3 separate regions of the Homo sapiens genome follow, and all the other regions are linked to region 3. The links are chromatin contacts, found by Hi-C or POLR2A ChIA-PET in ENCODE. All regions are on one chromosome and are shown on one strand. Each heading gives the region's core, a stretch centred on a gene start or an enhancer-like site at or near the end of the contact. The rest is flanking DNA. Distances are from core to core; before and after follow the strand shown.

Region 1 (3,075 bases), core at 207-2,706, 1.2 Mb before region 3:
CTGACTTCCTTTCCCACAACTTTTCCCCTTGCTCACTTCATTCCAGCCACACTTCCCTCCTTACAACTCTTTAGGGACTCTGCTCTAGCAGATTCCCTCTGCCTGAAATGTTCTTCCCTCACTATCTGCTTGTCTGTCTCCCTCACTTCCTTCAAGTCTTTATTCAACTCATCTTTTCCATGGGGGTTACTGAGACCACCCTATTTAATACTCTAACCCGCCAGTTGGCCTCCCCTATGTCCTCAACCTTGAATTTCTCCTTTTCTCCACAGCACTTACGGCCTTCTGGCAGTTATATAATTCATTTATTACATTTATTGTCTGTATCCCCATAGAATGGCAGCTCCACGATGGCAACGATTTGTCCCTTGTTCACTGCTGCATCCTAAGTACCTACAACCACGCCTAGCATGTAGTAGGTGCTCAATAAATACTTGATTAATAGATCTGAGAAGGCTTTTACTACTTCTTACTGTCACATAATACTACTCTGCTCTCTGGTTGTCACGAGAGAAAGAATCTCTCTTAAGGCTGAATCCTAACTTCAGGGAAACCTGAACGTGAAATACTAGTAAACAAAGGATTCAGGCAGACCTTTCCTGGCACCAGAGATAAGTACACTCCAGCTGTCACACACATTCATCTCTCTTCACTGGAGACAGGAAGCTGCATATGGTTGTGGGGTGCAGCAGGGCACCATTTAAGAGAAAGAACTAAATCAATCAGTTTCATTGGGCAGGAATCTGCACAATTTGGGAAAGGAGAGAGAGAATGAGAAGTCTTTTGGCCCAGATTACCCTACTCTCCTTCTCCCTTTCCTACACTCCGAAGCAGCAGTGATAAGGAGAGGCGATTAACACAAAAGGACCTCAGCAAGGATGTGGCCTCAGACACCATGTCCCCAAAAGGAAGAAGTCATATCAGAACTCTCCCTTCTTACACACTGCAATCACACCCTGAGTAGGAATAAAGAAGTGGAAATGTGTCAGACGAGCCTGAGAATTCGAAATGAGAAATCTCGGAGACATGAAAGTTAAGGGAGGGGCTCCAGAAACTTGAAGCTAGGGGAGGGCAGACAGACGTGCCTTCCGACCTCCCCGGGTGCTCTAAGCCGTCTCCACTCCTGCCTCCGCCCCTTTCCACTTGTGCGGGGGCGCACGGACCTTCGCTCTCCCGGTAGACATGACAAAGGCCGACCGGGAGCCGGGGGCGCGACAGCATCGGAGCGGTCAGCCTTCGTCCCCATCCCCAGGGCAGGACACCTGCGCCGCCCCTACTCACCTGCGGATCCATGTCCACCTCGGTCCCACACGCGCCGGGGGAATGCAGTGGAAGAGAACTGGGTGCCGGGGATCCTGGGACTCGCGTTCTCTCGCCCGCTCGCGAAGCAGGGTAGAGAACTCGCACGGCTCCGGCCGCTACCAGCCCCGCGCCACACCCGCCACTTTTGAATTCCAACGGCCACCACCCACTCTCACCGCGCTCTGCACGCAGGGACCAATCGTCGCTGTCGCCACAGCCGAGGGCCAATCGCAGCGTTCTCCGCCACCCGAAGCCACACCCCGCCCGACAGGCGCCTTGTCTTTTCTGTTTCGCAGGCGCAGGAGAGGTAGGCGGATTAATTCCACTTCCGGTGCCACTTATGCTTCTCACCCCTCCCCTCCTCTAGCGGCAATAGTGCTGGACTTCCGCTCGGCTCCCCGCCGTCGCTCGCTACGTCAGAAAATGCGTGGACGTCGCCGCACGAACGCAACTGGCCAAGCGAAACTGGTGGCGGCCGGAGGAGAAGGGGCGGGGACGCTGGAGGAAAGAAATGACGCGTGCGCAAACGAGGACCCGTGCCGGGAGACAGGCGGGACTAGCGCCTCCTGGTGACTGCAGTAGGGAGCGCACTTGTTTTCCGTCGACGTGATTGAGGCTCCAGCGCTGCCTCTCCTGGTCGTGGTTGACTGGGCCCGGAAGTGGCTCCTGGAGCCCTCACGTGGATGTGAGTGGCCTGGTCTGTTCATTCCCTGGTAATGTTGCCATTTCTCACCAAATTTAGGAATTTTTGCGCTCCATTGAAGCCTGACAGTGGGGATTCAAAGCTCAGGAAAGAACTTTTCTTTATAGCCCTCTTCTCTCAGCCAGCCTACTTACCTGGGTGCTGTTACTGGTACTGGGCTCAGGGCCTTTGGAGTCTCGAGCTCGGGGAAGATTTACTGCTTCCATTTATGGAGTATTTTATGTTTTGCAGATTGTGCACCTGTATTATCTCGTCTTTTAATCACGAAAATTCACTGAGTTCCTACATTGTGCCACATTCTTTGTAGAGATGGATGGAGACAGGTTCAGAAAGATTACACAATAAGGTCACACTGCTGGTTAGGAATGGATCTAGATTCCATTAGCTTCAAAATCCAAGCTATTTCTGTTAACTCACGTTGCCTCTAACAGTCTCGGTGACAAGAGCAACCCCTTACGTGTGAATAGGGTGCTAGTTTGCAAAGTCGTTCTACCATATTTACTCATCCGAGTTTCCATCCAATCCTGGAGGTAGTCAGGACAGGGTTTTATTTATGAAACCGAAAGGCAGGGGCCTCAAGCATATGTTCGGGGATTTGGTGTGCAGTTGGAAATTGGCAGGTCTGACACCCGCGCTGCCGTCTTCTATCCATTGCTTTAACTTGGCTTCAAACAAGCTTGTAGAGAGAAGCAGATTGTGGGGAGACACACTGTCTGAAAACCATGTTGCCATCCCCCCAACCTTTGATATCCTGGGAAAACTCCAAAAAGCAAGAGCTTGAAGAGAACACAGTAAAAAGAAAAGGAAGAAACTAGAGAAAACCAACAATGGAAGGTAAAGGGGGATAACTGAGAAGGGAGACCTGAGAAGAAACATATAGCAAAAGATATTTATCAAATTAAAAAAAAATTTAAATGGAATGGAGAAATATAGACCCATTAGCAGATTAAAGGGGGAAAATGTATTCATCTCAATTGATGCAGCAAAGTCACTCAAAATATTCAACACCCGTTGATATTTTTTTTAAAACTCCAGAAGCTGATAAAGGACATCTTCAAAAATTTCGCAAA
Region 2 (2,833 bases), core at 299-2,798, 1.1 Mb before region 3:
TCCACAACTAACTACACATTCTGACTTAAGGGAAAAAAAAAGAACGTTATGTATCTAGAAAGCCAAGAATTCATTAGGTTTGTGGAGAGAAATACTCAAGTGAAATAATATTCTTGCATTCATTGATTCGATTCTTAAAAGCCAAAGAAAGATGGATGTACTCCTTCACACTTCGACAGGAAAGGAGTGTCAATTATGGCTCATCTGAGTAAATGTCCCACTCAGACTTCTTCCACCCTCCATCTACAGGCTTCTTCACACTTTTTATCTGTTGGTATTTCTACTTATCCCTCAAGATGCCCAATAATCCTCCAATTCTCAGGGAATATAAATTTCGCAGGAAGGGTTGCTGTTATGATGGTGGGATGGGTAAAGAAACCGAATCTAGAAGAAATCTCACAAGCTCGTGGTTCAGGAAAATCTTAGCGAATTCGGGTGAGCAACCATACCTCCTCCCCACTTCCCCAGGTGAAATGTTTTGGCTTGACCTTAGACCACTATCTTGGCTTTAATCACTTATTTTCTGTGGTAAATGCTAAAGGGGTCAGTCTCTCCCTAAACCACTTTCTTTTCTTAATCCAGCAGTCAAGGTGATCTGGATGAGACTCAAGTCTCCCCAGCCTTGCTTCATTTTTGCTTATGTCTTCACAACCCAATTCTCATTTACATTCCCTATTCCTTACCCTACTTCACTTACCTTAATGGCAGTGATGGCAAAGGCTATTTTCCGCCGCCCATCGATGTTGGTGTTGAGTACTCGCAAAATATGCTGGAACTTTTCAGGGATCACTAGAGACTAGTTGAAAAAGTACGGGGGAAGAAATCAGACACAGTAAACTATCAAACAGTAAGGCCGATAAGGCAAACGAACTTCATACAAAAAGGTTAAGCCTGTCACACAAGTGGCAAGACACCCGCCCCCCATTCCTTAGGTTTTCACACCACAGAGCAAACTCCTCAGTCCTGCAGAGTAGGCACATGAAGCGTTCAAGCTTGGGAAAATGCAACCTCTGGAGAGAGGAAGCAGGTCTCCTGCCCATTCCCAAAAGTGCGTGGCAAAAGCCAGAGTTCCCCATATACGCCCAAGCCTTAGACAGCTTTCGTGCGCCCGAGCAGTGACCCTTCCTCGGGCCCGCTCTCCGGAATTGGAAATCTTTGGTGTCCCTTTCCAGGGACGCGATCCAAGGCTCCATACAGAAAGTCGCAGGCCCTCAGGGCAGGACGTTTCCAGAACCCTGACAGCCGGCTTTCCTTGCCCGAGCTGCGATGCCGCTGGATCACGGCACGGATTCCAGTCTTACCATGGCTGCAGCACAAGCGGCGGCGTGTAGGCCTCCTGTGGAAGAGAGAGCGGAAGTGACGCGATATCATTATATAGCTTCCAGGAGGAAGAGGCGGTGCGATCTAGGAGAAGTGCTTCCGGAAACTGTTTCAGCGCGACCTGGCTGGATTTATGAGAGTATGGCTTGGGTACCACAACTTCCGGTGCGCCTTTCTTTACAGTTCGTAAGGTTCATAGGTAAGAGAACAGCGAAGGTTCCGGGGCTAGTTTGTGTTTCAGACTTCCATATTTCCATTTGCAGTTGGGTGAAGTGGTTAGAGCTGAAAGGGGACAGCTGGAGTCAAACAACTTAACTCAAATATCTGGGAACGATTTCGCGCTGAGGAAGACCCTTTGGGACTTGTAGCTCCACTCCGGGGAACGGACTCGCCGGGACTGACAGTTGCCGGAAGTGAGGCTGCGGGGAATGGCCGCCGCTGCGACCATGGCGGCTGCGGCCCGGGAACTGGTGTTGCGGGCTGGGACCTCAGATATGGAGGAGGAAGAGGGCCCGCTGGTGAGAGCGCGGAGCTGTTTCTCCTCCGTAGTTCCGGTGCTCCTAGCTTCAGAAAGACCTGAGCTGGGTTTAGGCACAAGGGTGGGAACTTGGCTGCTACCCGTGATATTACCTGTTTGGCTCCCCGTACCCTTCCCTGTGATCAGACCCGACCCTGAGCGGGACCCTAGTGGCTGAAACTCATGTTCTGGGGCACAAAATTTCAACTTCACTCCACATTTTGGGGTAGAGTCACGAAGTAGTATAGTGTAAAGGTTAAGAACATGGCCTCTGAAGCCAGACTGCCTGAGTTCTATCTCTGCCACTTACACGCTGTGTGCCCTTGGGCAAGTTAACCAGCTTCTCTGTGCCATCATTTCTCACACCTTTAAGGTGAGGAAGATAGAACCTATTGTATACATCGTCGTTAGGATTAGATGAATATGTGTAAGATTGCACCTGGCATGCAGGTAAACACTATGTGTTTTGACATTTCTAGAAAGCCTGGGGTTCCCCAGAGGTGTGATAGAACACCCAAGATGGCAGGAGTCTGAGGGTCTTAAATTTAAGTGCAAGTTCTGCTCTATCCTCTGCAATTCCTAGCTTTCCTCATTCGGTCATCTCCACTGCACTTTTTTTTTTTTTTTTTTTTTTTTGAGACGGAGTCTTGCTCTGTCGCCCAGGCTGGAGTGCAGTGGCGCGATCTTGGCTCACTGCAAGCTCCACCTTCCGGGTTCACGCCATTCTCCTGCCTCAACCTCCCAAGTAGCTGGGACTACAGGCGCCCGCCACCGCGCCCGGCTAATTTTTTGTATTTTTTAGTAGAGACGGGGTTTCACTGTGTTAGCCAGGATGGTCTCGATCTCCTGACCTCGTGATCTTCCCACCTCGGCCTCCCAAAGTGCTGGGATTACAGGCGTGAGCCACTGCGTCCGGCCTCCACTGCACTGTCTTGTCTTTTACCTTTTTTTGTTTTCTTTAGACGGGTTTCCCTGTGTTACCCAGGTTGACCTTGA
Region 3 (2,821 bases), core at 38-2,537:
GCCCAGCGGTCAGAGCCTCCCCTCCCTCCAGGGGGGCAAGAGCTCCTGGAGTTGCTGCTGAGAGTTCAGGGTGGGGGTCGAATGGAGGAGCAAAGGTCCCGGCCCCCCACACACACCTGCTGAGACTTGAGCCCCAACCAGCCCTTCCTTGCCACTGGTCTCAAAGCTGGGCAGCCCATTGCATGCCCTCAACTCTTGCTTGGCAGGGGTACCAGAGACTGAAAGACACGGCACAAATCTCAATATTCATCTCCCACATCACCTTCCCTGGGAACTGGACAGGGTGAAAGTCCTCAAACTCTGGGAACAGGCGAGATGGAACAGGGATTTAACTCCCCGCCCACAGGTCCATGGGAGCTTGAGGCAGTAAGGGGGATCCCAGGCACCCATCTCAAGGAGTGGCTGGGAGTCTTTTCCCTAACTTGTGGGGACACCACCAGTTGTCAAGCTACTAGGCAGTAGGGTCTGAGGGCTCAGGCCTCCACCTGAGAGGTTATAACCTGAGAGACAGCTCTACCCTTCCTCCCAGTAAGAAGGGAAGGTGGGTGGGCACCTGAGAGATTAAGACTATTCTCCCAGTCCCACTACCAGCACCCCCGATCCCTGAGACTGAGGGGTTTACGGGCTGTGAATGGACCTTCAGCCCTGCCCACCCTCCCTCCCCACTGCTGCTGAGTCTGTCTGATGTTTTGGTTGTGTGAATAAATATAATTCCCCTCTGGACTGCAGACTGGTATCTGGGGGGCCCAGGCGGGGTGAAAGGTAGGAAGGTGAGGCCAGAGGCCTTTTCTCTCCCCAGTCTGGCCAGAGGCCAGCTCCCCTCCCCGGCTGGTTAATTACTGGCTCATTAAGCAGCGGCTGGAGACCTCCCTAATTATCTCCCCCAGCCCCCCTCTTCGGTTTTAATTAAGTAGAACAGGGAGGGGAGTCATTAGAACAAGAAATATGAACTGAGCTGCCGGTGAACCCAGGCATTCCAGCGGCCTGAGTCCACATCGCTTAGATCCCTGATTCAGGACCCAGGTGACAGACGCCCCCAGCCGCCAACACAGCCCCACTCCTAGGCCGCGGAAGTCCAGCCAGGGGGCTTTCCCATATCTTTCAGATGGCCCGTCTCCTCCCCTCATCCCCTCTTCCCTCTCCCCTCCTCCACTAGGTCTCAGTTCCTCTGTTTCTGTGTCTCTCTCTCCGCCCCCAGCTCCTCCCTGTTCCTCCTCTCTTCTCCCCTCCTCTTCCTCTCCGGCTCCCCTCCCCCAGCCTCCCTCCCTCGCTCCCCCCCCTTCTCCCTCCTCCCTCCTCCCTCTCTCTCACACACACCCCCGCTTGGGCCTCCTCTCTCTCTCCGGCTCCATTTTCTCCGCCGCCGGGGGCCGGGGTCTCCTGTGGGGGGCCCAGCCGGTATCCCAGGTCTCCCTTCAGTGCCGGGGTGAACCCCCGGGGGAGCCGGGAGCCGGGGGCAGACGGGCGGGGGTTGGGGCGGAGGGAGCAGCGGCCCCAGCGAGTTTGGGGGGAGAAGTAACCAGGCGGGGGGAGGGGCGGAGCAGGGAGGGGGCCTCAGGGCCCCCCCCCAGCTATGGACGAACGGCTACTGGGGCCGCCCCCTCCAGGCGGGGGCCGGGGGGGCCTGGGATTGGTGAGTGGGGAGCCTGGGGGCCCTGGCGAGCCTCCCGGTGGCGGAGACCCCGGTGGGGGTAGCGGGGGGGTCCCGGGAGGCCGAGGGAAGCAAGACATCGGGGACATTCTGCAGCAGATAATGACCATCACCGACCAGAGCCTGGACGAGGCCCAGGCCAAGTGAGTGCCCCCACTCCGGGACCCCACACAGACCCAGCAAACCCCGTTCACATGTTCTGAATCTTCTGGGAGCCCCCCCCAACTCCAGGGCCCTCTCCAGGATCCAACAGCTCTCTTCTCTCCTTATTCCTGGGAGCCCATAGAAAAGTGATCCCTCTCAAACCTCCCTTCACCCCCAGGCCCTGAAACCTTCACAGAGGGAACCCCCGGTGGCCCGGCTCCCCACTCCTAACCTTTTGCCGACCCCTGCAGTCTCCTGGAACAGCCCCATCCCCGGGAGCCCCCTCTGGCTCCCAGACTAAGAAACTGTTCTTGGGCTACGTTATCTTCTCCCCTAACTCTCCACCCAGCCCCCTCATTCTCTCCAGATGTGGAGACCTCCACACCCTCTCCAGAGCCCCTAAAGCTCCTCTCCACTGCTCAGCCAGACACTAGGTGCATCAAAGCCTCCCACCTGCTCAGCCCCAGGACCCCTTCACACACCCTACACTGATCTCCCCAGTTAGCTCGGCACCCCCAGCCCCACTCTGCCACCTCAAACTCTGACTCTTCTCAACCCCAGCCTCTGTCTCTCTCCCTCTGAAACCTACCAAGTCACTTTCCTTTCTCCATCCACTCCCAGATTCCTCCTCCTACCTTTCTAGACCATCTCCCAAAGCCCGCAGCCTTTAACCTGCTGCCTGCATCTTCCCTGTGTCTCCCTGAAGCTGAGGAGCTTCCCCATGCTCTGGGAGCTGATCTTTTCCCAAGAACTCCTCATTCCACCCCCAACTCATTCCACCCCCAATCCGCTTCCTCCCTCCGCAGACTGACCCTCCTCCCTCCTTGTTCTCAGGCCCCCTGCTCTGTTTCTCTAGCTCCTCAACTTTTCTCTTTCCCCACTCCCACTCCTCCCAAGGAAACACGCCCTAAACTGCCACCGAATGAAGCCTGCTCTCTTTAGCGTCCTGTGTGAAATCAAGGAGAAAACTGGTATGTGGGCCCCCCCCGGATTGCTCAACTCTGGGAACAGAACCCTGTTCATTAT

What was found. A loop is a pair of places that touch in the nucleus more often than their neighbours do. ChIA-PET counts read pairs that join two places held with the same protein, here RNA polymerase II (POLR2A). Pooled maps may share reads with other maps.
Region 1: a pooled map shows a loop between it and region 3 (8-fold over the local background). The contact joins the promoter of KIFC1 here to the promoter of PBX2 in region 3. A Hi-C loop is called at or near these places in 1 of 37 single-sample maps with no recorded cell type and 8 of 50 pooled maps. POLR2A ChIA-PET finds 5 or more read pairs at or near these places in 1 of 52 experiments (MCF 10A).
Region 2: a loop to region 3 is called in a map of naive thymus-derived CD4-positive, alpha-beta T cell, with 4 times the contacts of the local background. The contact joins the promoter of VPS52 here to the promoter of PBX2 in region 3. A Hi-C loop is called at or near these places in 2 of 168 maps with a recorded cell type or tissue (chondrocyte and naive thymus-derived CD4-positive, alpha-beta T cell), 2 of 37 single-sample maps with no recorded cell type and 20 of 50 pooled maps. POLR2A ChIA-PET finds 5 or more read pairs at or near these places in 5 of 52 experiments (B cell, CD4-positive, alpha-beta T cell, MCF 10A and 2 more).

What each region holds. Positions count from the first base shown.
Region 1 is chr6:33,390,204-33,393,278 of GRCh38, reverse strand. KIFC1 (kinesin family member C1) reads right to left here and starts at 1,456. Exons shown (of 11, transcript NM_002263.4): 1 at 1,282-1,456. The coding sequence starts at 1,293.
Region 2 is chr6:33,270,591-33,273,423 of GRCh38, reverse strand. It overlaps VPS52 (VPS52 subunit of GARP complex), which reads left to right and starts at 1,548. Exons shown (of 20, transcript NM_022553.6): 1 at 1,548-1,838. The coding sequence starts at 1,749. RPS18 (ribosomal protein S18) reads right to left here and starts at 1,349. Exons shown (of 6, transcript NM_022551.3): 1 at 1,302-1,349; 2 at 698-796. The coding sequence starts at 1,304.
Region 3 is chr6:32,188,668-32,191,488 of GRCh38, reverse strand. It overlaps PBX2 (PBX homeobox 2), which reads left to right and starts at 1,287. Exons shown (of 9, transcript NM_002586.5): 1 at 1,287-1,794; 2 at 2,693-2,766. The coding sequence starts at 1,574. It overlaps GPSM3 (G protein signaling modulator 3), which reads left to right. Exons shown (of 4, transcript NM_001276501.2): 4 at 1-723. The coding sequence ends at 123. RefSeq lists a silencer at 367-545 and enhancers at 932-1,500, 2,653-2,821.